Regions from separate parts of the Homo sapiens genome. Here regions 1 and 3 are each linked to region 2. The links are chromatin loops, found by intact Hi-C in ENCODE. Cell type or tissue: mammary epithelial cell. All regions are shown on one strand. Links, peaks and the distances in the headings refer to the core of each region. The heading gives the core; the rest is flanking DNA. Region 1 overlaps SYNPR (synaptoporin). Region 2 overlaps ATXN7 (ataxin 7). Region 3 holds the start of THOC7 (THO complex subunit 7).

Region 1 (9,756 bases), core at 1-8,000, 640 kb before region 2:
AGTAGAGATGGGGTTTCACCATGTTAGCCAAGACAGTCTTGATCTCCTGACCTCGTGATCCACCCACCTCGGCCTCCCAAAGTGCTGGGATTACAGGCATGAGCCACCACACCCAGCTAATTTATTTGCCTCTCTTTTTACCAACTCTGTCGGCTTGCCTTAATAAACATTTAAGTAGGATTAATTGAGGTTATTTCAGAAATATTGTGTCTTCCCCAAATGGCACTGGGCGATGGAGTAATCTATAAGTTGACAGATATTCTATGGATATGAGTATAAGATTATTTCCTTTTATTTAAGGAATAATTTTATGGAAGGAAACAGTCTTTCGTGCAGCCATATACTGTGCTAAATCTATCTAGACTTCAGTTTCCTCATCTGCAGAATAAAAATAATACTAGGGCTTACCTCACAAAATTGAGAAAAATTAACTGAGATAATGTAACTAATGCAATGTTTGGGACAGAGTAAGTACTTCACCTAGTTTATATCAATTATTTTAAAAGTTTCTAAATGACCCTAAGTAATCCATTTTCTTAAACAACTATTTTCTTAACTGATGATTACTCTTTTCTTATTCAGACTTGCAGGTAATAGATTAGTGGTGTGATTTGGCAATAACGAATGCAAAGATTGTGCTTGAAAAACATTTTCGTATGGTTGCTATTGATAAATTCTAGAATTTTCTATGTGATTTTTAGTAGGAGGTAGGCTACTTTTGAACCATTAGAGATGGTTTATAAAAACCTGTTTATTCTTTGTCTGAATTCAACACTCATCCTTTTCTTTTTCATATACTATTGCTAAATATATGCCAATCTTTGTTCTTTTAAAAACATTTGTATAAATTTAAGGTATACAAGTACAGTTTTGTTACATGGATATATTATGTCGTGCTGAAGTCTGGGCTTTCAGGGTAACCATTACCTGGATAGTGTACATTGTACCTATTAAATAATTTCTCATCCCTCACCCTCCACCCTTCCAGCCTTCCAAGTCTCCAAAGTCTGTTATTCCACATTCTATGTCCCGGTGTACACATCATATAGTTTCCAATTACAAGTAAAAACGTGGTATTTGACTGTTTCTGAGTTGTTTCACTTAAGATAATGGCCTCCAGTTCCACTCATGTTGCTGCAAAAGACATGATTTTATTCTTTTTATGGCTGAATAGTATTCCATTGTGTGTGTGTCTGCGTGTGTATGGCTGAATAGTATTCCATTGTGTGTGTGTGTGTGTGTGTGTGTGTGTGTGTGTGTGTGTGTATGTATATATCACATTTTCTTAATCCAAGCATCTGTTGCTGGACACTTAAGTTGAATCCCTATCTTTGCTATTGTGAATAGTGCTGGTACATGATACAGGTATCTGAGTACAGGTATCTTTTTGATGTAATGATTTCAATTGCTGGATTGAATGGTGGTTCTATTTTTAGTTCTTTGAGAAATATCCATTCTGTTTTCCATAGAGGTTGTACTAATTTACATTCCCACCAACATTGTATGTGGTCCCTTTTTTCCATGTCCTAACCAACATGTTATTTTATTGACTTTTTAATAGCCATTCTGACTGGTGTAAGAATGATATCGCACCATGGTTTTAATTTTCATTTCTCTGATGATTAGTTGATGTTGAGCATTTTTTCATATGCTTGTTGACCATTTACATGTCTTCTTTTGAGAAATGTCTAGTCATATGCTTTGCCCACTTTTTAATGGGGTTATTTGTTGTTGTTTTTTTTGAGTTGTTTGGGTTCCTTGTAAATTCTGGATATCAGTTACCTGTTGGTTGCATAGTTTGCAAATATTTTCTCCCATTTTCCAAGTTGTGTGTTCACTCTGTTGCTTATTTCTTTTGCTGTGAAGCAGCTTTTTAGTTTAATTAAGTCCCCTTTATTTTTTGTTTTTGTTACTTGTGCTTTTGACATCTTAGTTTATTAATTCTTTGCCTAGACCAATGGCCAGAAGAGCTTTCTCTAGGTTTTCTTCCTCTACTTTTATAGTTTCAGGTTTTACATTTAAGTATTTGATCCATCTTCAATTCGTTTTTTATAGGGTGAGAGATAGATATCCAATTTTATTCTTCTGCATGTGGTAATCCAATTTTTCTCAGCACCATTTATTGAAAAGGACATTCTTTCTCCAGTATGTCTTTTTTGTGACTTTGTCAAAAATCAGATGACTGTAGATATGTAGTTTCTTTTCTGGGTTCTCTATTCTGTTCCATTGATCTATATGTCTATGCTGTTTTGGTTACTGTAACATTGTAGTATAATTTGAGGTCAGCTAATGTGATGCCTCTAGCTTTGTTAATTTTGCTTAGGATTGCTTTGACTTTTGGTCTCTTTTTAGTTCCATATGAATAGATCTGTGAAAAATGACATTGAGTAGTTTGATAAGGACTGCATTAAATCTATAGATTGCTTTGGGCAGTATGATAATTTTAACAACATTAATTTTTTTTTTTTGAGATGGAGTCTCTCTCTATCACCCAGACTGGAGTGCAGTGGCAAGATCTTGGCTCACTGCAACCTCCACCTCCCGAGTTCAAGCAATTATCCTGCCTCAGCCTCCTGAGTAGCTGAGATTACAGGCACGCGCCACCACGCCCGGCTAATTTTTGTATTTTTAGTAGAGACGGGTTTCACCATGTTGGTCAGGCTGGTCTCTAACTCCTGACCTTGTGATCCGCCCACCTCGGCCTCCCAAAGTCCTGGAATTACAGGCGCGAGCCACCGCGCCTGGCCAACAACATTAATTCTTTCAATCCATAATCAAGAGATGTTTTGCCATTTGTTTGTGACATCTACAATTTCTTTCATCATTTTAAAATTATTTCTTTTATAATTTTCTTTGTAGGGATCTTTCACCTCCTTGATTAAATATATTCCGAGATATTTTATTGTTTTTGTAGCTATTGTAAATGGGACTGCCTTCTCGATTTTGTTCTAAGCTTTATTGTTATTGGTGCATCGAAATGCCACTGATTTTGTGTATGTTGATTTTGCATCCTGACACTTTACTGAATTTATAAAATTTGTTTTTTGGAGGAGTCTTTAGGGTTTTCTGTTATCTGGAGAATCCAAGTTCCTTCTACTCATTTTGAGCATCAACTCCCTTTGCCCAGTAGGTGGCGAAAGCGTAGAAGGTACAGCTGTACCTAGTCTGAGTACCAGACTGCCGTTTTGAACTTAATTTTGATTCTTGTCTTTTGGTTTCATTTGCTTTCTTTTATTTTTGTCTTTTTAACAAAGGCAAATGCAAAAAATAAGGTAATCCACTGAGTTGTCCATGTACATTTAAGGTAATCAAAATTTAAATATAACTTTTCTTAATATCCTGGCATTGTATTTCTAAAATGCAGGTCTTTTGCAGTCTCTTTAAACTAAAGCTAACTGATAAGAAGAGCTAACATATCATGATCTTACATTATACTGTCTCATCTACGACATTTTAGGAAAGGAATCTTAGTAATAGGAACACATTTTCACACTTATAATTATACACAGTATTTTCAAATATTAAGGGGAAGGGAAAACAGGTAGAGGTTAATATTATTCTACACACACACACACACACACACACACACATACAAACACAATTATTAACTCTATAGGGGAGACTATTCCCTATATATACAGCCTTTATAGAAAAGATGACTCATAGAGACCCAGGCAGCTGCCAGACACCAACATCTCACTCTCATTGGACCTGCTACAAGCCCTGTGCTGGGGATTGAGATCAAGTGATGAACAGCTCTGTCTTCTTCATATTTTTTTTGCAAGTGGGACTTCAGACTATATCGTGATAGGAGGAGAAAGAAAAGCCATATTGCTAAAGCTGTGTGTGTATGCCTGTGTATGTGTGTGTAGTGTGTGTGTGCGTGCATATGCACACATGCACTTTGCAGTGAAGAGAAGAGACACTGCACTATTATGCAAAACAGCCAAAGGGACTAGGCAAAAGTGTAAGTCAAATGCCTGCAGGGAACAGGCAAATAAAATGAGTGCATAAAGCAGGCTGGCTGTTAGAAAATCAGCAGTGTGCTAAATGGAAATGACACTTGCACTTGCTATGGACACCACAATCAGAAATATACATGTATGTGCAGGGGAGACAGACAAACATGCTGTAGCAAACTGGAGAACCCTTGTCCCTCCCAATTAATAGTTGGGCCAAATCATGTCTATAGCTTGAATTGGCCCCCGAGCCCATCAGTTAGTGACTTCTCGACCTCTGTTCAAGGTGCAGCTCCTTTATGGTTACTTATTCTAAATCCTTTCCTTGTTTTACCAATGAGGAATCTGACCCTCAGTTGGGTTCCATTTAGGTCATATCCTCACTCTCTTGACTGTGTGCCCCTTATCAGACATTATGCTTTCTTGCATTTTTTTTCTCTAGTTAGTCCTATTTACGTAGTAGACTGTCCTAAAGTGAACAGTTGTCCCTGATCTTCGTTGGTTTTACAGGAGGAAATGCACTGAACATCTCAGAAGCCAGAATTCTGAGTGATCCGCCCAATTGATCTTGGCCGATTTAACCCTCAGAACAGATAAGCACCATAAGTACTGCTCATTTATTTGTTGTTGTGTTGCTCTTTTCCTCTGCTTACTTCATCCAGTTTCAGGGGTAACAGGACATTTGACATTCCCTGCTTAATGTGTTTGACAGTTTGAGTTCAAGTTGCAATACTGCATACTTCCAGTAGAGGGTACGTGTGCTTTTCAAATCAAGTGTGAGTGCACCCTAGTAGGGAATCATTCTAGCTCGCTTTCCCGTTTCCAAGAAGCAAAGATTCTTGGTTCTTTGTTGCTTTAAGAAAATTTAGGCCAGGTTTTCCTTAGACAAGGAAATTGAAATTAAAACAGTAGCTCTTTTTAGTTTTTCAGGCAATAGAGATCAAATTTGGGAGCAGTGGGTGATAACACTGAGGAATGTTATCTGAGATGACAAATTCCTGAAGGTAAATGTGACATTTGGTTTTATTACTCTCAGACTGCTTTTATAGTAATAGCATATGTAGGATAACGTTCAAAGATTATCTAAGATTTATAGATTTCATTTACTGAATAATATTTGCTAAGAACCTGCCTGCTATGTCACAAGTAAAGTTCCAGGCAACGGGGATGGAGTGGTGACAAGATAAAGCCCATTCTTCCTGTCCTGGAACTTAAGAAGTTCTAAGTGGGGGAGAGATAAAAGAAGTAGTGAAAGAATGAATGATAATTGACTCAGATACTGAGAACTGCTAAAGAATGAATGATAATCGACTCATACAGTGAGAACTGCTAAGATGCTAGGATCGGCAGCATGGGTGCTGTGGGGCAATGTGGGATGGAAAATATGAAACCTGCTCTCTGGGGAGCCGACCTGAAGGAAAGGAAGAAGCCAGCCCTGTGAAGACCTTGGAGGGAGTGCCAGGCTGAGAGGACAGTAAGTCCAAAGGTCCTGGGGTGGAAACAGAGAGAATGCCAGTAAAGCTGGGGTGTGGTGTGCACTGAGGGGAGAGGGATAGGAAATGCGGCCAAAGAGGTGAGCAGGAGTTGATCATCAAGACTTGAAGGCTTGCAAGGAGCTGTTCTTTTTTTTTCCTGTACAATTTTAGAATTTTAATGTGGGAAGGATTCTTGAAAATCCTCTCACCCAGTTCTCGAAGTGAATAAAAGAATCTCCTGAGGAGCTTTTCAAACCGGCAGATTCGGCTGGAAAATCTGATTTAGAGGCCTATAGTGAGGACTGTGGATCAGTATCATAAAGCTCGATGGTTCAGATGCAAGTAGTCCACAGATCACCTCTTGGGAAAACACTTATTTATCTGTTAAGGTTCTATGTCTACAAGCAACAGAATTCAGTTCCAGCTAACTGATGTAAACAGAGAATTTGTTAAAAGGCAACTGGGAAGCAAATAGAAAAAAGGGGACATTGATGAACAAGACCCAAATATACTTCAGGCACCTAGGTTTGCAGAAACAATGGAGAATCCTTTATGTATTAGTCCATTTCATGCTGCTAATAAATAAATACCCGAGACTGGGTAATCTATAAAGGAAAGAGGTTTAATTGACTCACAGTTCCACATGGCTGAAGAGGCTTCACAATCACGGGGGAAGACAAAGGAAGAACAAAGGGATGTCTTGCATGGTGGCAGACAAGAAAGCATGTGTAGGGGAGCTCCCCTTTGTTAAACCATCATATCTCCTAAGACTTATTCACTATCATGAGAACAGCACCGGAAAGACCTGCCCCCATGATTCAATTACCTCCCACCGGGTCCCTCCCATGACATGTGGGAATTATGGGAGCCATAATTCAACATGAGATTTGAGTGGGGACAGAGCTAAACCATATCACTTTGTCTTTTTAACTTTATTTTAATTGACAAATAATAATTGTATATATTATGTAAAGATGGTGGAGAATCTTTACAAGACACTGCAATCTGGAGAGCAACTCCATTCCAGGTTCTTTGTCTCTCAGTACAGACTACTTGCTCATTCATTAACACAGAGTTGCTTGGCATCTGCCAAGTGCCAGGCAGTGTGCAAGGCACTGGTGATACACTGATAAACAGGAGAGGATAATTTTGTAAGAAAAACACAAATAGAGTGTTACAGGAATTCAGAGGAGTAAGGGGTTGCTATCAGCCCACAGTAATTACAATGTCTTTCCTAGGAATGGGATGGATCTCCCTTATTTATCTTCTTCCACAGGGAGGGGGATCTAGTGAAGCTGCCTAGAATGAGTGATGCCACAGGCCACCTGCTAAATTGGAAACTCTGACTTTGGCTTGACACCTACTATGTTTTAAGCATCACATTCTGGGCTTTTGGGGCATTCATGATGAATTAAAAAGGCTTTGTCCACACAGCCCTAAAGTGGAGATTCGGGAATTAGCCAGTAGTTGAATCGTGATGTGGACAGATCAGTCGGATGATTCAGGTCCTAGGCAGTCACAGTCCTGCCTGACTCACTGATGATTCCGATCCTCCTCTTGCAAGTGCCACTTTAAGCAAACTGTCCCCTCCACTTATAAAACTTAAGTTTTACATCGTTTTCAGCTGTTAACACCTCCAGCTAGGCAAATGAAGCAGGCTTCTTAATGTTAGGAGTGATGATATGATAAGATTCCATGCACAGACATTTTCTTTGTGAGATGATATCCAATTTTTGTGTGAATTTTAATGCACAAAAATATAGTGCTGTCAGATACTTGTTTTTCATTTATTTGCACTTCAAGCTTTGTGTTGCTTTTGGATCAACTAATGCTTTAAATGTGAAGGACTTGGTTTCCTTAGGAGGCTGTATGTATGAAAGGGAGAAACACAGATTCTGAAATCTGGCTGTCTGGGTTCATATCCCAGCTCTGACACTTATTAAGCTGCCAGAGAACTTAAACAAGTTGCTGAAGAACCTCTCTATGCTTGAGTTTCCTCACAAATAACATGAGCATTAATAATAATAACTGTCTTATAGAGTACATTCATTAGTGATTACCACAAAATGCTGCATAACAAGCCACCTTAAAATTCAGAACATCAAAACAATGATCATTTGCTATTGCTTGCATAAATAAGGGGCAACTGGGATTTCAGTGGACCACTCTGAGCTTTGCTGGGCTGGCTCTGTAAAGCAAACCCTAACTGCAGGGTAAGGGTTTGCTTTCCTGAATCATCCAGTGGATCCGTCCACATCATGATCCAACTGCTGGCTAATTTCCAAACCTCCACTTTAGGGCTGTGTGGGCAAAGCCTTTATAATTCATCATGAATGTCAAACCTAACTGCAGGTTAGAGTTTGCTTTGCAAGTCCCTTGTCCTCTTTGAACCAACAGACTAGTAAAGATGCTCTTCTCATGGTGATGGCAAAGACATAACAAGGGCAAGTGGAAGCACATGAGAAGTATCCTTGGATCCCTTAGTAGGAAGAACTTCAAACTCACAAGGCAAAGGGAGTAGATAAAGGGAGAAGTGAAGTGTGCATGTAACAGAGGGTTATTTTGAGAATTAAATATATTAATGTATGTTGTGTTCTTACAAAGACGCCTGACATAGTAAATACTATATCAACTCTTGCTTTTCATCATTATTCTTGTTCAAATGTCTTCTGAGTGTAGAAAATACTGCAGAAATGATCATTTGCATCTTCAGGCAGAATAGAGCCTGCTTTATGAGCTACTGACATGCATCTTTATAGTAACCACTATCAGAATTTGTTGAGCACTTTCACATGTATTATCTAATTTGATCTTTGTAGCAAAGCTGGGGAGTACGTATGCTTTGCCTTTTGCAAATAAAGAAACAGAAGTTCAACAAATGAAGAGTATCTTACCTAAAGTCCCAGAGCAGGCCAGGAATGGTGGCTCATGCCTATAATCCCAGCACTTTGGGAGGCCAAGGCAGGTGGATCATTTGATGTCAGGAGTTCAAAACCAGCCTGGCCAACATGGTAAAACCCCGTCTCTACTAAAAATACAAAAATTAGCCGGGCATGGTGGCACACACCTGTAGTCCCAGCTATTCAGGAGGCTGAGGGCAGAGAATGGCTTCAGCCTTGGAGGTGGAGGTTGCGGTGAGCCAAGATCATGCCACTGCACTCCAGCCTGGGTGACAGAGTGAGACCCTGTCAAAAAAAAAAAAAAAAGTCCCAGGGCAATTGATTCGATTTCACCCAATGTTTGACATCAGAGTCTGCTGCAGTGAGATTAAGACCAGCATCTACTAGAGGCTACTGAAGGACCCAACACCCCAACTTCCAGGTCATTCAGATTTCCAGAGCTAGGGTAAGTGCCATTGGTAATGGCTTTCCCACTGATTGTTCCACGTCCTCATGGTCCTACTTCACATTTCACACTCACCAGCCAGAGTTATCCTTTGAAAATGCAATTTTGAACATACTATTCACCTGCATGAAATCCCAAATGACTCCTACCACTTTCAGAAATCTTAAAGGTTCTGAATCTTCCCTATAACTTCTGATGCACCGGTCCCTGCTTTCGTTTTCATCCTCCATGCCCTCCCATTCTCCGTCACCTCCCAGTGCTTCAGTACTCTGGCCCCCCCAGCCAGTGCTCAGCCCCCTTCTCTGCCACACAGCCTTTGCCAGTGCCTGGGCCTCCCTCTCCCTCTCCCCTTTGCTCTCCACCTAGTTAACTTTGACTCATCCACCATGTCTGAGCTGGAAAATAACTTATCAGTTCCTCATTGCACACGTTCTCTTAACAGCACTTGTTACAGCTGTAACCCTGTGTTGGTATTGTTTGATTATGAGTGTCTTGGAAACTCACATCTGCTTCAGAGTCTTTAGTGCAGATATGATGTGGTTTCTCTGCCTGTGATCTTCTCTGCCCCTTTTCAGTCTTTGGAATTCCACATTCCCTCCTACTCATCCTTGGCCTTAGCTCAAGCTCATCTCCTCAGGGAATAAGACATCATGTTGTTCATCCTAAGATGGCTCATTCTTCTCCTCTTACTACTTATACTTTAAATTTTTTTTCACTGTCTGTCCTTTGTGGAAGTCCAGAAGCTCCATCAACTTGGCATGAAGGCCATGTTCGCTGTACTTTCCAGCAGTTAGTACAGTACCTGGGGTGAGGAAGCTTGATTGGAGCTTATCTTACCAAATAATCCTGGGATCAGAAGGCATCAAGAATGTGTTAACCACCACAGTCTACTTGGACAACTTCTATGGTGTTCCTTGGGCCTTTATTCAAGGTGTCCACCAATATCATGGCATTTATTAAACACTCATTATGTGTTA
Region 2 (10,149 bases), core at 1,042-9,041:
AAGTAAAGACTGTACCTAGTTTCCAGAGGGAAGGGAAAGAGAAAGGCATAGAGAAAGAGGGGCTTCAGTGTTGGCCGTTCATTTATTGGGAGCAAGAGCTTCTGCTGAGGAATGTGCCAGTCCTCGGCTGCTATTGCTTACCATTTCACCCTCACATGTCTGATCTTTAAAATGGTTGCATAAAGGTGGAAGCATCTCCCTCGTGGAAACCCAGGTGCCTGTTAGAGCCTGTCCCAACGTGAGCTTTGTGGTTTCTGTGCAGTATGCTGGAGGAGCCATCAGAGGAGGCTCCTCAGAGTGTGGTCAGGACCTGGCCAGAGATTTCCTCCCCAAGTCCTTTCTTTGGTCATCTTCTCATTGAAGTTTTTGCATCTAGAAAAATGTAAGCTTAATTCCAGAGACCATTGTAGGTGTAGGAAAAATACATTACTGCCCTTGAGTAAGAGGCTGTAGGCTATCCACATAAAGTGGTAATACCACCTTATTCTTGTATCACCTCCTGTCTCTCCTAGGTTATCTTAGAGCATTTTGCAAATTACAGTCAGCCCTCTGTATCCATGGGTTTCACATCCGTGGTTTACACCAATTGCAGATTGAAACTATTTGGGGAAAGAAAAATTGTGTCGTACTGAACATGTATAGGCTTTTTTTTTTTCTTGTCTCAGTATTCCCTAAACAATACATTACATAGCATTTACATTGTATTAGGTACTAAAATAATCTAGAGATTATTTAAAGTATACGGGAGGATGCGCATAGGTTATATGCAAATACTACACCATTTTATATCAGGCCACTTTGTACATTTGTGGATTTGCAGATTTTGCTATCCCCAGGAGGTCCTGGCCTCAATTCCCCATGGATACCGAGGGACAACTATGTTTCATTTATTGTGTAGGTAAACCAAATCCAGTTGAAATTTGAAGAGGAATCAAAGAATTCTGTTAAATTCCACATGTATTTCCCCTTCTTTGGGGGAGAATAGAAGAGGGATCTGAACCACCCAAATGGCAATAGAAAGGATTCGTTCTAAGTTACCTTGATTGTATCTGGCAAACAGCTGAACTTAACATCCTGCAGTTCAGGAGAGAGGTTCCTTTACTCCCAAGCCACCTGGATCAGCATCTGTTTTCCCCCAGTGCTAGAGGTGGAACCCAGGCCTCTGCTAGGTTGTTTTGGACACACTGTTGTATCTCAGTTAAGGTGGCTGATTCCCAGGTGTGTGATCTGATCCGTGCTGCACTTTCTACTCACCAAGGCCTCCAGGCTGCCCTGCTCAGCAAGGTGGGAGTGCCCCCATTGACCCTCCTCCAGTCCATGAATCTCCACACCCTCCCCTGCCTGCCACTGAGCCAGCTTCTCGGTTATCCAGTGAGGAGGGCGAAGGCGATGACAAAGAAGAGTCTGTTGAAAAACTGGACTGTCATTATTCAGGTCATCATCCTCAGCCAGCATCTGTAAGTTCCACGTCCACCCCCGCGTTGACCCTCCCCACACAGCATGGACAGGGCACTGCAGGGGGGCGCGCCAGGGATCTTGGCATGCCCGTATGTGTGGGACGCGGTCAAGGTGTGAGAGAAGTTCAAAACAGGGTGCCCCAGAGGCAGCACACACTCTGTACGGGGGACATCTCGTGCTTTTTTCCCTTTCTCTTCCATGACGCTCAGGGCTAGGCATTGTCACTCTCATGCTTCACAGCCTCCGGTACTCAGAGGCAGTTCTGTCTTTCCTGATTAGCTCCTTTCCTGAAGGATCTAGAACCCTGACTGGGCATGCCAGTGTGGGAGTCAGCAAGCACGCGGCTATGTTTTCTCTTGCAGTTTTGCACATTTGGGAGCCGGCAGATAGGAAGAGGCTATTACGTGTTTGACTCCAGGTGGAATCGACTTCGCTGCGCCCTCAACCTCATGGTGGAGAAGCATCTGAATGCACAGCTATGGAAGTGAGTGCCTGTTGTTCTTGGGAGAGGAGCTGACTTTACACAGTGCTGCATTGTCTTTTATTTCCTGTGAGACTGATGTTATGAAGATATGCTTATCTAAACAAAACTGGCCTTTGGCCCTGAGAAGAAGGTGCCTTGTCATTCATTCATTCATTTACCCCTTTACCCCACAACTACATATTGTTGTGGGTGCTGGCATTCAAAGCAGAAGGACTCCCACATGTATGGAGCTCACAGTCTAGTTGGGATTGGGTAAGGGGAGAAAAAAACTAGTCTACAGAAGAATAAGGAGATGATAGCTTGTCCTAAGTGACAGAATGGAAACAATAACAATCAGCAAGACTTAGTGAGAGCCAACTATACACCAAACAACTTAAATATACTTAACATTCACAATTCTCTGTCAGGTGACCATGATTATACCCTCCCCCCACCCCTGGTTTTTTTTTTGTTTTGTTTTTTTAATAGATGACAAAACTGAGATACAGTGTCATGCAGCAAGTTAGTGGTAGGGCCAGGAATTGAACCTAGAGGTAACATGTTTTCAAGTAAAGAGCTGAAAATACAGAGGCCAGAGGGATTCAGGGAAAGCCTCTCTGAAGAAAGAGGCAGTCCTTGAACTGAGAAGGATGGATGAGAAACAGCAGTCACTGGGACAGTAGGGAGGAGTGGGTTCTGGGCAGAAGGAAGCAGCTGTGTCAAGGTCTTGAGTCAGAAAAGACAGTTTGTTGAAGAAATAGCAAGAAATTGAGCACAGTACAAGGATGAGGTCCAAGAAACCAGCAGGGGCCAGGTGACACTGAAATTGTTTCAGTGTTGAAGGTTTTAGGTAGAGGAGCCATGTGCTCCAGTTTGCAATTTAAGACACCTTGTGTGATATTATGTACCTAATGCTTCCCAAACAGGATTTTAAGTGGAAGAAGAGTTCCATGGCCAAAAAGGTTTAACTCAGCCTTTCCTGTAAAAAAAAAAAAAGGTTCTGTTTTTTACTGCAGAACTTGTCAGAGCCTTAATGGGCACTGTGCTTTGTAACTCTTGAAGCAGGGAATGTCACGTCATGTATAATGTGGAACATGTCCCAAGCTCTTTTCACCTCGGAACCTTTTTTAGGGGAACATCTTGGAGAACTAGTATTCGGTGGGAGTGACTTTGGTGAATAGTAAGCTTTGCTAAAGTGACTGTCCAGTAATCCCCAGGCCATCCCAGATCCTCTGTTTGGGCATTATTTACTAGTGCCTCCTTAAATGGACTCTGCCAGTACATTCATTTGACTCCCTGCCTTGGTTTCCTAATAAAGTCAGACGCTAGTCGGAGGCCTTGGATTGTCTGCAACCCAAAGAACCATCTCCATGATCATTAGCAGGACTTACATCCGTTTCCTTAGAACACCAGATTCAGAGCACTGTTACTCTGCTTTTCTTTTTCATATTTCTTTCTGGTTCTTGCTGGATAAGAGGTTCTTCTTTATGAAGGAACATTGTCCCTGGCTAGACACAGAATCAGGGGACTGGGTTTGGGGGTTCTGCAGGGGTTTTTCCACACCAGAACTCCCTAAGATACATGAAATCTCAACTTCATATTTCTTCAGACTACCCATTGGGAGTTGGAAAGCACACTGAGCTCATGAAACTATGGGTTTAATGTACTCCTAAGAGTTTAGAATGGATTTCTGAATGTTTTATCCACATTATGTTGGTATGTGGCTCATGACCAACAGTTTGGGCAAAGATAGTTTCAGTTCCTAGTGGCTTGTATAGTGAGACTTTCCTCTTGATGTGAACTTTTTAAAAAGTAAGATCATAAGGTCGACTCTGCTGTCTACTCTGTTCTGTCTGAAGGCTGCCTACTTGCTTCCGGGGAGAAGGAAACCAACCCTTTCCATTAGCATGACCATTGGTTTTTAAAAAGTCTACAGCAACAAGGGACGTGTTGCTCAGTAATGAGCTGACACATAGGCTTGGGGCAGAGGGGAACTTGGTGCATGTTGCCTCCCAACATAGGAGTGCTGGCGGCCTTTTCAGGCAGCCCCTGAGATTTTCTCTGGGGAGCTCAGCACTTCTCATCCAGAGAACTATTCTCACCTGGCATCTTTGAAGCCCTCAAGGAAACTTTCAAAGTGATCCAGGTCCCACCCTACCGGCTCAGCCCAAAATCCTTCCTTACAGGGTTATTGTGGTAAAATTGAAGGTAAGTGAGGTGGGAATTGAGTATGAAATGAGTAAACTTCAGTTTGTGGAGTCTCAGGCCAGTGGTGAAATTAGACCAGCACTTTCTCTGCAGCATGGCCATAACCTGAAAGGCCACTGCCCACCTTCTATGATTTCTGTGAACTACTTGTCCTCTGTTGATTTGGGACCAGTATCCCATATTCCCTAAGAAGGGGCTGGGATGGTTTTCAAAGATTTTTGTTGGTGTATTTTTTTTTTTTTTTTTTTTTTACTTTTTGAAATGGTAATACAATCACTGGGCTTAAAAAAGGAAAACCAAGGCTGAGGCAGGAGAATGGGGTGAACCCGGGAGGCAGAGCTTGCAGTGAGCCGAGATCGCGCCACTGCACTCCAGCCTGGGGGTGACAGAGCGAGACTCCGTCTCAAAAAAAAAAAAAGAAAAACGAGTATAAAGAGGCATACATTGAAAACCGAGTCCTCCTGTCTCCTACATGCTTGTTTTCCACCTAGCCCCCACAGACATTTTTATTATTTTTTATGTATCTCTACATAGTTTATTTATGCAAACACAAGTCAGTATGAGTACATATTGTTACTTTGCCTCTTTATACACAAAAGAGTAATTAACTACTTAAAAGAGCTTTTCTAAGAGGAACTTGTGATTGCCTCCCGGAGAGATCCACATCCTTCCCTGCTCTAGAAGGCTTTTCCTTTCCTCGAGATTTGGTTCCAGGCAGCCTGGTCTTTAGGCCCTGGCTTCCTGAGCCACCTGGTGGTCATGAGAAGCCACTGCTCCCAGTGAGCAGTAGGGCCTGGACTTCATTTAGAGCAGGGCTTCTGAATGCTCCAGAATCACCCAGGGGCCTTGTTGCCATGCAGCTTCTGATGCATCATTCTAGGGTGGGGCCCAGGAACTCAGTTTTCCTAACCAACCTCTCAGGTAATTAATGACACTGCCTGCCACCCTCCTCTATGAGTAGTGCGGGGAGAGAGAGCCTAGCCTCTCAATCTTGGCTCCACATTAGAATCCCCTGGAAAGATTTAGAAATGACTGATGTCTGTCCCCACTCCCCGCAGAGACGCTGGTGTAATCGTTATGGATGTGGCTTAAGCTCCACAGGTGACTGTAATGTGCAACAGCTGGAGTTGAGAAGCACTAACATCAGGCCAGAGCTGTACCCTTGAATGGGGTTTTGGGTTTTTTTGTTTGTTTTGTTTTGTTTTTGAAACAGGGCCTCACTCAGTCACCGAGGCTGGAGTGCAGTAGTGTGATTTCAGCTCACTGTGACCTCCACCTCCCCGGTTCAAGCGATTCTCCTGCCTCAGCCTTCTAAGTAGCTGGGATTACAGGTGCACACCACCATGCCCGGCTAATTTTTGTATTTTTAGTAGAGATGGGGTTTCACCATGTTGGCCAGGCTGGTCTCAAACTCCTGACCTCAAGTGATCCACCAGCCTCAGCCTCCCAAAGTGCTGGGATTACAGTTGTGAGCCACTGCGCCTGGCCGAATGGGATTTTTAAAGCATTTGCAAATACTTGCAGTCATTAATTCATTTTATTAATAACAGTAGTCTTTAAAAGCATCTGGAAATCACCTGGGCAGCAGTCTAGGCCAGCTCTCTCACTGGGGTAGTGGCCAGGTCAGCCAGGGCTACCCCTTAAGTCAGGATCAAGGCAATCCTGGCACTTGCCTTCCAGTCAGGCCTTTTTGTCTTCTGCCACCTCGGTTTAAATTCTGCCAAAGAAGTTTTTGAAATTTTGTTACTGTCACATTTAAGATTCAGAGCTAAAATAAAAGGAGACCCTCCCTGGTTTGAATTTAGATGGTTTCCGCATCCCCTAATAAATACCTTGCCCACACATTCTTAACAGAATCCATTGTTACAACACCATGCTGAATATCCCTTGATACTGTGGGGCTTTATTCCCTTGTTCAGGCCAATAGTTATGACCTAGCAGTTGCTGTTAATTAGCTGCACCCTTCCTTTTCTCTCATTCATTCCTGACTTCTCTCGACATTTATTCAGTGCCTTCTGTGTTTCCTGCACTGTGCTGAACACTAGGACCACAACGGTAATTAAGCTGGGGATGACTCTCTCTGCAGAGGATTTGGTGATTAGCAATCCGACACTTAAAGGATGAGCAGAAGCTGGGGTATTGGGTCATGGCATTTTCTCAGAATATAAGGAAGTACAGTGGCTGGAAGCAGGGAACGGGGGCGTTGGGGGTGGGAGGTGGAGCTAGAGGCTGGGGCAATAGCAGCGGGGAGTTGCACACATACAGTTCTGTAAGAACTGTACCAGGAAGGCATTAAAGAATTTGAAGGAGAGAGGTGACAGGATTGGCTTTGTAGTTCAGAGTGATTGCTTTGATGTGGATGGTTTCTCTTTGTCACAAGCAAAGAGGGTGGTGCCATCTGAAAGTCTCTGTGAATGGCTGTGGTCAGTGTCATTCACTGTCCTCTAATTTTTTTCAGGAAAATCCCACCAGTGCCCAGTACCACCTCACCCATCTCCACACGTATTCCTCACCGGACAAACTCTGTGCCGACATCACAATGTGGAGTCAGCTATCTGGCAGCAGCCACCGTCTCTACATCCCCAGTCCTGCTCTCATCTACCTGCATCTCCCCAAATAGCAAATCGGTACCAGCTCATGGAACCACACTAAATGCACAGCCTGCTGCTTCAGGGGCGATGGATCCTGTGTGCAGTATGCAATCCAGACAAGTGTCCTCTTCATCCTCATCCCCTTCCACGCCCTCTGGCCTTTCCTCGGTTCCTTCCTCCCCCATGTCCAGGAAACCTCAGAAATTGAAATCCAGCAAATCTTTGAGGCCCAAGGAGTCTTCTGGTAACAGCACTAACTGTCAAAATGCCAGTAGCAGTACCAGTGGCGGCTCAGGAAAGAAACGCAAAAACAGTTCCCCACTGTTGGTTCACTCTTCCTCCTCCTCTTCCTCCTCCTCCTCTTCTTCTCATTCCATGGAGTCTTTTAGGAAAAACTGTGTGGCTCACTCTGGGCCTCCCTACCCCTCAACGGTAACATCTTCCCATAGCATCGGCCTCAACTGTGTGACGAATAAAGCAAATGCGGTGAACGTCCGGCATGACCAGTCAGGGAGGGGCCCCCCCACCGGGAGCCCTGCTGAATCCATCAAGAGGATGAGTGTGATGGTGAACAGCAGTGATTCTACTCTTTCTCTTGGGCCATTCATTCACCAGTCCAATGAACTGCCTGTCAACTCCCACGGCAGTTTTTCCCACTCACACACTCCTCTAGACAAACTCATAGGAAAGAAAAGAAAGTGCTCACCCAGCTCGAGCAGCATCAACAACAGCAGCAGCAAACCCACAAAGGTTGCCAAAGTGCCAGCCGTGAACAATGTCCACATGAAACACACAGGCACCATCCCAGGGGCACAAGGACTGATGAACAGTTCCCTCCTTCATCAGGTAGGAAATGGACTGTGAGCCCCATGGGAATGCCCATTTCTTCTCCCTTAAGATCTTTTGTCAGCTCAGAAATGTGTTTGGTTGGGTTGGTTGGTTGGTTTGTAAACAGATATTCAGCTTCATGGTGTCTTCTTAAAAAAAAAAAAAAAAAAAAAAAAGGTTCACGGCCGTATGAAGGTAAAACAGGCTCTTCTGCCAGAATTTCTGGTGCCTTTGGAAGATGTTCTTCAGTAAAGAAACTACAGTAATGCATTTTTAGTAGAGCTGCAGAAAGCATCGGTTGTGACAGCAAAATCATAATTGGAGGGTAGCCCCTTTATGAAATAGCCAGTAATGTGTTATCCCAGTGCTGTGAAGTGTGTGCCATTCGAGGCTTTAAGGAAGGAAGCAGGCATTGTTTCCTGGATAGTGGTTCTTTAGTATGTTCCGCTGAGGAAAGCTGCGCTAAAATCAAACTGATCTAGAAAGGGGTGATTTAAGATTTAAAATGAGGCTGGGTGCAGCGGCTCACGCCTATAATCCCAGCACTTTGGGAAGCTGAAGCAGGTAGATCACTTGAGGTCAGGAGTTCAAGACCAGCCTGGCCAACATGGTAAAACCCCCGTCTCTACTAAAAATACGAAAATTAGCTGGGTGTGGTGGTGCACGCCTGTAATCCCAGCTACTCAGGAGGTGGAGGCAGGAGAACTGCTTGAACACGGGAGGCGGAAGTTGCAGTGAGCCAAGATCGCGCCACTGCACTCCATCCGGCCTATGAGACTATGTCTCAAAAAAAAAAGAGCATTTATTATTTTTCCCTCTCAAAAGAATTTCAGATATTCTGGTTAAATCTCACCCCATATTTTCTCTTCCCGTTTTTGAGGGAGGCAGGAAAACAGGATTCAGTATGGGCATAGCAGAAGACTGAAATCTCATTCCAAGCTCATAGTTAAAAAGAAGTCTGCATATGAACCCATCAGTAGAGAAGTGGCTAAGTGGTTGTGGGATTCATAATTAACCATGACTTTCTCTCTTAGGCTGTATTTTTGTCTCGTCCCAGCTCTTCTGCCTGTTACTGACCTCACCTGTAGCTGTTTCTTCCAGCTTCCTTTGCTCTAACTTCCAGCTCATCTCTCATCTTGTTATTTTATTCATCAGGATATCTCCTCACCTTGCTTACGAACAGGAATTTCAGCAACATCACCCCAGAGCCCTGACTTAAAATGTGAGGCTCTTTTTCATGATTTTTTTTCCCCTTCCTCGTCTTCAGAACTTAACTCAAATGCCAGCCGGGTTAGGACTTTTTCAGAAAATACCAAGAAGTTTCTTAGTATTTTCGTAGTGTGATATAATTTTCCTCTAATATTTGGGTGAATTAACACCCATTGCCAAAGGTATGGGGAAAATATTTGTGAATTTAACTAGCTGCATGCATTATGGGTTATTATATGTTGTTTGGCATTCTGATCATGGGATTCCTGGACAAATGAGAAGTGTGCTTTTCCTTCTTGGTTTGTAGTTACTCATTACAGTTTATAAGCATAACAGTCCAATATAAACACAGAAGACATGGTGTGCCGATTCTTCAACGCACCGTCTTTGAGAGAGACATGATCCCCACGGAAGGGGCATTCCATTGTGCTGTAATGTCCATCTCACATCTGTATTAGTGAGCACACTGTCTTCATTTAGACAGGAGTGTAGATCTTAATGCCCACAAGTAACAAAAAGGACAGAAGGGGGGGGGGCCAGGTGGGGCACAGCAGAGATTGACAGTGCCTACTAGAAATTGGGGGGACATGGAGCAGCTGCTTCCAGACATTTGTTACCAGTTTTAAAGAGAGGCTGCAGATCTGGACTTGCATGTGAAATTTAGTTGAGATATATGTGTGTGTGTATATATATATGTATACACACACGTATACACACACACTTTTTTTTCTCTTCTTAAATCTGGTATAGCCTATGTATCTGTGGGCCATCTTTGGCTCATGACCTGCCATTTTGCCACCTTTGATTTTTACCATGTAGTGGCACTATGTCTTACTAGAACAACACAGACAGCCTAACTTTGGGCTTTTTCCTTAAAATCAGTTAAAATCAGTTTCCACTTAAGTTTGTGTTTGAGAGAGATTTTCTCTGTGCAGAGGAATACTTTTTATTATGCTACACAAATCCTGGGGCAAGAGCAGGGGTGCTTGCTTAGAGATCAAAGGATCATTGAACCCCAAGAAGTATTGCACATTTTTATGTCTTTGTTCATTTATCGTATAGCTTTCATAAGAATCTCAAAGGGACTCGTGACCCCAAAATGCTTTAAAGAATGCTGCTGTTACAAAAGTAGGGACCTCTACTTGCTGTTCCTTGTGGAGCTGCCATTAAAACAAAAATAACTGGGCTAGTTGAAGTTTTCTAAACAAGGGGATGAAGAGTGGGACATGCTGGGAAGCCTAGGAGATGATGGGGTTGGGTAGGCACCCCCAAGAGTCTGTTCATGGCCTGTGCCACCAAAGATGTAAAAGCCCACTGTGAATGCCAGAGTTTCCTCCTCCCCAGCATGGGCACTGCCTTGAGTGCGAACTGTCACACCTGTGTGTGCTAGCC
Region 3 (10,149 bases), core at 1,135-9,134, 130 kb before region 2:
GTTATCCCTGTGTTGGGGCCACAGAAGATGGAAGAAAGTGGGCAAATGCAATGGCACTAATGAAAAAAAAACCCAAAAACAAAAGAACCCTGTGCCCACAAATGTCTAATTAACATTGGATCAGCAATTGAAATAGGAATAACAGCAGCAGCAAACACTTGCACAGCATTTATACCACCCTAGTTGGTGACCACACAACCCATTTGTTTCTTTTCACTCTGAAAAGTGTCCTGGTTTACACAATAAATTAAATGGTCACTCAACTTCAAAGTGCTTTACATATATTATCATGTTTCATCCTTGAAACAACTCTACAAAGTGTGTACTATTATCTTCCTTTCACAGATGAGTTACTACTCACCTCTGCATTCACAGAAAAATATATACAATTACATTATTAGAAAGTCATAATGCAGCTCCATTATTCTGTCATATTATTCGTAGGCATATTAAAAACCATTATTTCACATTGCAACAAGTACATATTCATGCATTACATTTTTCTAAGTTAAAAAAAAAAGCTACCGTCAAAACCAGCAAGCTTTATTAAATAGAATGTAGAGCCACATTCCACCCCAACCCCTTTCTCCATCTCTCATCTGTTGCTCTGGCATATCAATATATCACCTAATGTTCTCTGTAGTGCAAAAAGTGCTTCTGAAATGATTTCTATCAGGGTACTAACAATATTTAGCATCCTTTAAATTAACACATACAAAATACAGTTAACATAGTTTAAATTAACAGTGACAACATCCACACTGTTTTTCAGCTAGCCAGACTGCTAGAGTTGGCAACAAGGGAAGGAGAGAAAATGGCTTTGTCACAAACTACCTGTGTGACTGCAAGTCACTAACTTCCAAAGACCTCTACTTTTTCACTTATAACATGACAGTAGTGGTGAAAATATCCAGTCTAGTAGCTATAGCTACTCTAAAGCAGGGCAGTTCCTCAAACTGAGTGCAGGAAATAAAGGGCTGCTTCTTCAAGAGCTCCCAGTCCAACTGGATACGCAGACCCAGAGGAATGGATTACATGAAGGGACAGTGATACAGGCACATCAAATTTGTAAAAGACATTGGCTCTTATGTAAGCTCCATGGACAGGTACTGGTACTCCTCCAAGAGCTTTCCAGGAGGATGAATGAGATATCAAGAGCATCCACTTCTATCTTCCACACTAACATCGCTCTAATCCAAGCCCACATTTCTCTCATCTGGAATATTTTGCATTGGACTCCCTGTTTCCATTCTTGCCTTCCTAGAATCCATTTTTTATGCAACTCAGAATGATCTAAAAGATGAATTGGATCACTAACTCTCCTGCTTACAATCCTCCTATCATTTCTAAATGCCCACAAAGGACAATTCAGTCTCCTTTCCAAAGCCTGCAAGGCTCCTCCTGAGCTCCCTTTTACCTCCTTTTGCATCGTACTCCTCTTGGCCCACCTGGATGCAGTCCTGTCCCTAGATCCAGCCCAGTGGCTTTCCTTATTTCCTCTAAAGGGTGCAGAGCTTGTTTTCACCTCGGGCCTTTGCACTAGTTGTTGTCTCTATCTGGAATACTTTCCTGGGCTCTTCATGTGGTTGAACCTGTCAGGTATCACTGCCCTCCCCCATTACTCTCTGTCCTCATTCCATCAAGTTCATTCTCAGAACTTAATTACATTCCTTTTCAGAAATTATCTTATTTACTTATTTGATTGCACACTATGGCTTCTTTCCCCAAAGCAGGGGCCAGGGCCCTCCTCTGTCTAGTTCACTGCAAAGTAGCCAGGACCTCGCATTGTGCCTAGAAGGTATGCAATAAATACTTGTTGACGGATCACACATACCACTCATTTCAGCTTGATTTTTTCAAAAGCTCAGCTGACAAAAACCATGTTTATAGAGGATTGTCTGAAGAAGTTGTAGTTTGTCTTTCCTCTATGGTCTAGATATTCAATCAAAAAACCCTGATTTGAATCAAGCCAGATCAGCAGAGCTACCCACTACCCACCTAAACCACATTGTCCATTGATTTTATTTATTTATTTTTAGACAGGGTCTAGCACTGTTGACAGGCTGGAGTGCAGTGGTGCAATCATGGCTCGTTGCAACCTCAAACTCCTGGGCTCAAGTGATCCTCCTGCCTCAGCCTCCTGAGTAGCTGGGACTACCTACAGGTGTGTTCCACTCCACCTGGCTAATTTAAGAAAATTTTTAGTAGAGATGAGTAGCTGAGACTACAGGTGCACACCACCACACACGCCTGGCTAATTTGAAAAATTCTGTAGTATAGATCATGTCTTGCTGTGTTGCTTAGGATGGTCGCAAACTCCTGGGCTCACGTGATCCTCCTGCCTTAGCATCCCAAAGTGCTAAGATTGATTACAGGTGTGAGCTACCACACCCAGCCTCTACTGGCTTTAGAATGTCTTTCTAAATTGTGATTTAGCCTTCTTTTACCTAGCAAGGGATGTGCTACAAAACAGCTCTATGATCTTCAGTGCTGAAAAGAGGTTAAGGATATGACACTGGCTTTCATTTATAAAGACCTCAATGATAAACTTTTCCTCTAGTTCAAATCAGAAAAAAAAAGTGCTTTTCCTGGGCATCTAAGATTGCCTTCTCTCATGAACACTAGATCACAGAGCAGACGAGGTCCTGCCTCTCAGAATGGCCTACTGGAGAAACAGGTCACTTACAGCTTGGTTAATTAATGTACTAGACTTTATCCTCCTGCATTTTGAGGATCACCCCACTTCTGACTTCCCTTTATTTTTCCTAATCTCAATGTTCTTTTTGTCTTGTTTTCTAATCCGTTTAATTTTTATATTTTCTCATTACAGTGAACTGCCTTAAATGTTTTCTAGCATAAGGCATATAAATAACGTATTAAGGGTGACAGCAGCAATATGCATAAAATAATATGGCTAGTAGGCAGAAGGTCAACTACTTCTAGGAAAGAAAAGAGGGGATTTTTGAGGTGGGTCTTGAGGAATAAGTGGAGTGTCACCTGATAGAAAAGGCAGGAAAAGGCAACCTGTGCAGATTAAGAGAGAAGGCAAAGTCCACATCAAAGGAAAGTGGAAGACAGATTAGTAAAACAACTCTGACATTAATATTTACTGAATATTAATTATTATGTGTTGGACTCAATGCAAAGCCCTTTACAACTTTTTGTGTTTAATCCTCAAAACAATCCGCTGATGTGGATTTTATTATTATCTCCGTTCAGAGACTGAAGCTGAGACAGTCTGTAAGTGGCAGGGTAGAGATTCCTGTGGCTTTTAAGGATGTGGGGGGGCACTTGACTGCAGTCATTACTTTAGAACTCATCTTCTGTCCCTATCTCCCATCTGACAAAGCCTGTTGCTCCTTTGGACATCTCAATCTCAATAAATAGAAAAGTAGCACTAACAGGCACACAGTGAAGTCAAAAACCTGGGATCATCCTAAATCCCTTCTCCCACCATCCATTCAATACCTGAAGTCCTGACATTCTACCTCACAAATTTCCCTATTTCCCTCCCACCTGTCCTCTTTGCATTCCCTCTTGGTCACAGTCCTCATTGTCTCTCACCAGGGCCACTGCAGAAGTAGCAGACACAGGACGCATAATAGTGAAGAGCAGGAACTCGGCAGGTGGTCTCCCTGCCTTTGACCCTCTATAACTACTATCTGTGCGACCTTAGGCAAGCTAACCTGTGTCTGTTTCATCTGTAAAATGGGGATAACAATTAGAATAATACCTAACAGCACTACGTAAACGTTAGTAAGTGGCGAGGAAACTTAGCTCCTCATTTTCTCTTCCTCTAATCATTCTGCACATAACAGAGACAGTGTGTATGTGTGTGTGTGTTTTTTTTTTTTTTAATGAGACACGGTCTCACTCTGTCACCCAGACTGGAGTGCACTGGCGCGATCTTGGCTCACTGCAGCCTCAACCTCCCAGGCTCAAGTGATCCTTTCTCCTCAGACTCCCAAGTCCTGGGACTACAGGTGTGTGCCACTGTGCCAGACCAATTTTTTTGTATTTGTAGACATGGGGTCTCACTATGTTTTCCAGGCTGGTCTTGAACTTCTGAGCTCAAGAGGTCCGCCTGCCTTGGCCTCCCAAAGTGTTGGGATTACAGGCGTGAGCCACTGTGCCCGGCATGTGTGTGTGTTTTAATGCCAATCTGATTAACACCACACCAGTGTTAAAACTTTTAATGGATTCCTATTGCCCTTAGAGATCTCTGGCTCATAACTTTCTAAATTCTAGCAATACTTGTCAGCTTTGAGTTCTTCCAACATCTTGGGGTCTTTATACAAGTGGCTACCAACCCAGAACACCAGTCCAATATCTATTTATTCTTCAAAAATGGGATTAACTTCGAGGAGGCTTTCTCATTTCCATTGATTGGATAAATAATCTTTGTTACATGTTCCTACAGTTCCCAACCTTGTACTTCCTTGTGGTAATATTTGTCACTCTTAAAACTCATTAGTCAATGTTTCTTTCCCTTCAGACCAAAATTTTGGAGAGGGAAAAGTTCTTGCTTGTTAGTTCTGGGTTGTAATCCCAAAGCCTAGTCCAGGAAGGATAAATATCCACTAAATAAATGAAACTGGAATGAAGCAAAGCTGAAATTCCACATGAAGTTCCTGGGTCTTTAGTAGCCTCCCACCTCCACTACTCTTTATCAGTCTGGAAATTTGGGCCTATCACTGTTCTTCCCATGGCCAGGCCCTTTAATGTGGAGACCCTGGTGGTCTTCAACTCTTAAGAAGTGGCCTCTCCACAGGCATTTACAGTTACCGGTCACCATCTCCTGAAAAACACCCAAGAGCCCTAGATATCCCCTTCCCAGATATCAAAGGACCTCCTTCCTCCCTAACCAGATACCTTGTAGGTTCTCCCTCCAGTTGCCAATCATGCCCCTTCCCCCAAAGTGTCACCTTATTTCCGCTCTCAGTCCATAGACCATCTCCCTTAGACTGTCCACAAACCCAGCCTTTGCCCCTCTAAATTCATCCCAGCTGACAACCACCCTTCCTAACACACACACATACATCTTTTATCGTCCTGATCTACCCTAGACGGTCTCATCACTATACTGGCTCCTCCTTACCCCCGTAAATCTCCCAGGTACACTTCCTGATCACCCTCCGGATACCTCATCCCTATCTATTCCTTTTATAAATAATTCCCTGCTCCTCCTTCTCACCCACAATCCACTCGCAGTTCAAGGCCTCATTGCCATCGACTCCACTGTCTGTGAGTGCTTCCCAATATGCCCCAGGACCCCTCCTGGTGTCACGCTCTGTATCCTGACACCCCTTGTAGACGAGTCCCGAAATTCCCGCCCCGTCCCTGGAGCTCCCACTCCCTCCCAGACCTCCACAAACCTTCCAGGCCCCCAGCCCTAAGCCCGGCACCACTGTCCACCCTTCGCGGCTCCTGGGTCCTCACCGCGCCCCTAGACAAACCCGGACTCCCTCTGGTCCCACCCGCCCTTGCACCGCTTCTAGCCGTCTCGGCCACCCACGTGTGTTCCCAGCCCACCGACCACGCTCCCGGCACACCCTATAGCCCCGCGCTGCCTCCGGGAGAGCGGACGGGGAAAGCCGAGGGTCTCCGAGGGGCGCTCGGGCTCTGGCGAGAGGAGGAAGGACTCAGGGAAGCAGCCGGGGAGGCCCGGGGCTCCGGGGAGAGGTCGGGAAGGCCGAAGCGCTCTGGCGAAGAGGCCGGGGAGGCCGAGGGGTTCCCGGAAGCGGGCCGGGAGGCCAGGGGTCTCAGGGGAGGCCCAGCGGGCCGTGCAGCGGGCGCGTGTGGCGGCGAGCGGGGCCTCACCGTCAGTCACGGCTCCCATGGCGTGCGCGGCGGCGGCGGCGGCGGCGGCGGCGCAAGCTGAGGCGGCGGTTGGCGGCGGCGGAGGTCAAACTCCCACAATGCAGCCGGGTAAACAGCCATGGAGGAGGAGGCGGCGGCGCCCGCGGCCGCCTGCTCCGACGCCTGAGCCGCGCCGCGCCGCGCCGCCGCCGCCGCCGCCGCCGCCGCGGGACCCGCGCTCCCCGCGCTCCCGGTACTCCCCGGGGGCGGCCGCGGCCGGCGCGAGTTGGGGCGAGGCTTGGCGGCCGGCGGCGGCCCCGGCTGCAGCCCGGGCTCCCGCCGCCCCCCTTGCAGCCCCCGCCCGGCCCACGCCCAGAGGCCGCCCCGGAGGCCGCAGCCAGCCGCCAGGTGAGCTCGCCCGGACGCCGCCAGGGCTGCGGGGGTGCGGCGGGAGCTGCGGGCCGCCCGCAGTCGGGGTCCCGGCTTCTTCCCCGGGAAGGTGACTGCGGCCCCGCCGCCCCATCCAGGGTGACGCTGCTAGGGGTGGGCTCGTTTCCCTGGGGGGTGGGGAGGGTGACGGGGACGCCCGGATCCGGCTGAGCCCAGGAGAGGCGGGACTAGGGGTACCGAGGGGGGCGCGTCGCTGGGGGTCCCCGCGAAGTTGGCGCCCACGCGCGCTGGGGCGGGTCTCGAACGCCGGCACTTGCGCGGGGCGCGGCCGGCAATCAAAAAAGGCCCCGGGTTCCAGGTCGCGCGGTTCCGGCCCCTGCGGCCGCCCCCTTCCTTCCTGGGCTCGGCGGGTGCGGGAAAAAGGGTGAAAGAGAAACTTGGCGACCTCCCGGAGGAGTTCGCGAAGCGACCAGGAGCGTGTTGCCATCGTCCTCACCCGGCACCCAATTCCACCACAGAGTCGGGATTTCGTCGGTGATCGTGATGGGGTGCTTTTATTTTTCTCTTTGATTTTCAAAAAATGTCTATGTGACTGTCCCTATCTTAAGGGGAAGTTGAAAGTGGGGGCGGGGGTGCTCAATGAGAAACGTTGCCTTGTGTGTAGTTGTTTGGAGCACACTGCAAATTATATTGGCATCTCTTTCCAAAAGTCACTTTGATTCAACTTCGATAGCTTTCTCGTAAATGGCACGTTTAGGTGGTGAGAGGTGGATGAGGAAACAGGCACCAGTGCAGCTGATTTGACCTCCAGTGGGATAGATACGATTAGCACCAGGATCGTGTCTCATTTTGAACCCAGGTTTGTTATTTTATTCAGCCATACCGTTGTTTTCCAATTTTCCTGTCCCCCAAGTAGATCTTGCATCTTCATATCCGGGATGAAGAAGTTGTGTAGGATAAACTTGGTTGTTTCACTTTCCTTACTAAATTTAGGTACATTCTCCCTGTTTTCCCCCAGTTCTTTCAAAGAGGAGAAGTTGCAGATGCAAATGTATTAAAGTGAAGTGTGTTTAACCTCTAGCAAGAAATATGTACAATTTTAGTCATATTATGTGAGACCAGTGACTTCAATAATACCATTACAGTGCTCTCAAGAATTAGTGCTCAAGAACTTGACTTTTGTCACAAAGACAAAAATTACTTTACATGAAGATTCTGAGATGTGACTTGCTCTCCCCTAAGGTATGAAGTTTCCGACTTTGAAAAAATACTGACCTAAACGCTGGCTGTAGGTGGGCATCATCAGACCCTGTTCATTTCCTTGGTTTTAGGAGACAGGGCACTCTAAGAGAAGAATTGTTTTAAATCTTAAGTACTACAGATTGTAAACTGAAATTGTCAATTGATTGGGGTTCACAATACCAAGTTGCATTTTGGTGGGGATAGTTATTGTTTAGAAAGTAATTGTCGGCCGGGCGCGGTGGCTCACGCCTGTAATCCCAGCACTTTGGGAGGCCGAGGCGGGAGGATCACGAGGTCAAGAGATCGAGACCATCCCGGCTAAAACGGTGAAACCCCGTCTCTACTAAAAAAAAATACAAAAAATTAGCCGGGCGTAGTGGCGGGCGCCTGTAGTCCCAGCTACTTGGGAGGCTGAGGCAGGAGAATGGCGTGAACCCGGGAGGCGGAGCTTGCAGTGAGCCCAGATCCCGCCACTGCACTCCAGCCTGGGCGACAGAGCGAGACTCCATCTCAAAAAAAAAAAAAAAAAAAAAAAAAAAAAAAGAAAGTAATTGTCATGTGGTGAAAAGTTTTTTTTAAGTGTTTCTTAATCTTATCATAATACTGATTTTGAAACAGTGTCAGTGATTTAAAATAATCTGTAATATTTTCATGGGAAAGTATCACTGCCCCCTGTAACTTAAATTTTCGTGAGATACTCTCTGAGTTATTCATAAATGGAGTGCTGTTCAAACATTTCTATAAGTTAATTTGATAACCTATAATTTTGTTGGATGATGCTAGAAATTTTCTGGAGTAATAAGACCAAGAGGAATTTGAAAGACTTTAAAGTTTGAGCTGTACCTGAAAATAAACATTCCTGAAAGTTATTTTATTTTTTTTTGAGACAGGACCTTCCTCTGTTGCCTAGGCTGGAGTGCAGTGGCACGATCATCAGGGCTCACTGCAGCCTGGAACTCCTGGGCTCAAGTGATCCTCCCATCTCAGCCTACCAACTAGTTGGGACTACCGGCATGTTCCATGATGCCTGGCTAAGTTTTTTATTTTTATTTTTGTAGAGACATGATCTCACTATGTTGCCCAGGCTGGTCTCAAACTGCTGGGCTCAAGCGATCCTCCCGCCTCAGCCTCCCAAAGTGCTGGGATTATGGGTTTGAGCCACTGTGTCCAGCCTGAAAGTTCTTGACTCAAGTGGTGGGAAACACATAATTTGAGCCTTTATGAACTCTAAAATCTATTTTGTCAGCTACATGATTTTACTTGCAATTGCATTGACACAGATCTATTCATTGAACATTTAAGAATTGTCTTTTCATCATATCGTATATCTCATATATATGAGAGAACATCTTTTAGTAAACTTTACAAGTGGTCTTCTTTTTACATATTAACATGTTGATGAATGTTAAAGTAGCAAAGACTCAAGCCCTTACCATACTAATGTTTCTTCTTTTCAAGACAGATCTTTATGGGCAGAAACACAGAAATGGAAGTAGCAGATTTTAAGAAAACTGATTCAGACTTTGAACTTGTATGACCTTATATTTATTGATTTATTTGAGTCATAAGATTTCTGGGTTTTTTTTTTTTTGAGAATATGAAAGACTAGTTAAGAAAATTTGTGTGTTTATTTGATATTTGCTTTCTGAAAATATAAAAAATTATGAGAGAGCTAGCTATATATGGTCTTTATTCTGGGTCTGTGAAATAATGTAAGGAATTTTGTACTATGCTTTTAGAGCAAGAGTTATCCTGGGGGTCTGTGACCCTCCAAGGGTTGGTTTCAAGGGATTCCTGAACTCCCTGTAGTTGTGACCAGAACTTTTTGTGTATGTGTATTTTTCTGGAAGAGGGTCTGTAGTTGTTTTAGAAAAGAGATCCAGGACTTAAAAAAATTAGAGACACATCTTTTTATTGAATAAAATGGAAGTTAGAATTCTTTTCTTTTCTTTCTTCTTTTTTCCTTTTTCTTTTGAAACAGGGTCTCACTTTGTTGCCCAGTCTGGAATGCAATTGCATGAAACTGGCTCACTGCATCCTTGACCTCCTGGGCTCAAGTGATCCTCCTGCCACAGCCTCCCAGAGTGCTGGGATTACAGTCATGAGCCATCACAGAATGACCATTCTAAAGAGAAAAAAACATTTTTGAAAAGTAGATCTGTGTGCTCGTTACTTGCCTTTTAAAGTTATCTTCAGGCTGGGCACAGTGGCTTATGCCTGTAATCCCAGCACTTTGAGAGGCCAAGGCGGGTGGATCATTTGAGGTAGGCCGAGGCGGGTGGATCATTTGAGGTCAGAAATTCAAGAGCAGCCTGGCCAACATGGTGAAACCCCATCTCTACCAAAAATACAAAAAAAATTATCTAGGCGTGGTGGTGTGGCCTGTAATCCCAGCTACTCAGGAGGCTGAGGCAGGAGAATCACTTGAACCCAGGAGGCTGAGGTTGCAGTGAGCCGAGATCACTACACTCTAGCCTGGGCAACAGAGTAAGACACTGAAATAAATAAATAAATAACAAACAAATAAATAAATAAAGTTGTCTTCAGACTTAGAGGTGTAAAAGCACTTCCATTTTATTCCCACAACAAAGCATTGCCTATCAGTTGATAAGCCAAGCTGGTCTGACGTGCTAGTCCTGCATGTACTGTGGCTGTGTTTTTAAAAAATTATATCTAAAAATTCAGACCAGATCGTTTGATGGTAGATAAGCAAAGATT

What was found. Peaks named below come from ENCODE experiments on the same cell type or tissue, not always from the same donor. Only the 100,000 strongest peaks of a DNase experiment are listed, where the experiment ranks them.
Region 1: it touches region 2 in a loop (10-fold over the local background); 38 of 110 quality-filtered maps call a loop at or near these places.
Region 3: a loop joins it to region 2, with 3 times the contacts of the local background. A loop is called at or near these places in 25 of 110 quality-filtered maps.

What each region holds. Positions count from the first base shown.
Region 1 is chr3:63,346,653-63,356,408 of GRCh38, forward strand. All of the region lies in intron 2 of SYNPR (synaptoporin), which reads left to right. Among named protein-coding and RNA genes, the nearest start is that of SYNPR, 73 kb to the left of the region's middle. In mammary epithelial cell, for the core only: CTCF peaks have their summits at 3,121 (motif pointing right) and 4,713 (motif pointing right); no DNase peak of the experiment used is centred there; H3K27me3 peaks cover 282 bases.
Region 2 is chr3:63,988,918-63,999,066 of GRCh38, forward strand. It overlaps ATXN7 (ataxin 7), which reads left to right. Exons shown (of 13, transcript NM_001377405.1): 10 at 1,259-1,457; 11 at 1,821-1,942; 12 at 6,588-7,566. Among named protein-coding and RNA genes, the nearest start is that of PSMD6-AS2, 10 kb to the right of the region's middle. In mammary epithelial cell, for the core only: a CTCF peak has its summit at 4,887 (motif pointing left); a DNase peak (open chromatin) is centred at 4,924; H3K27ac peaks cover 309 bases.
Region 3 is chr3:63,857,952-63,868,100 of GRCh38, forward strand. It overlaps THOC7 (THO complex subunit 7), which reads right to left and starts at 5,854. Exons shown (of 8, transcript NM_025075.4): 1 at 5,821-5,854. The coding sequence starts at 5,839. ATXN7 (ataxin 7) reads left to right here and starts at 5,916. Exons shown (of 13, transcript NM_001377405.1): 1 at 5,916-6,207. It overlaps THOC7-AS1 (THOC7 antisense RNA 1), which reads left to right and starts at 2,694. Exons shown (of 2, transcript NR_104326.1): 1 at 2,694-3,045; 2 at 3,548-3,868. RefSeq lists silencers at 5,573-5,792, 6,123-6,362, 6,373-6,592. In mammary epithelial cell, for the core only: no CTCF peak of the experiment used is centred there; a DNase peak (open chromatin) is centred at 5,890; H3K4me3 peaks cover 2,708 bases; H3K27ac peaks cover 2,246 bases.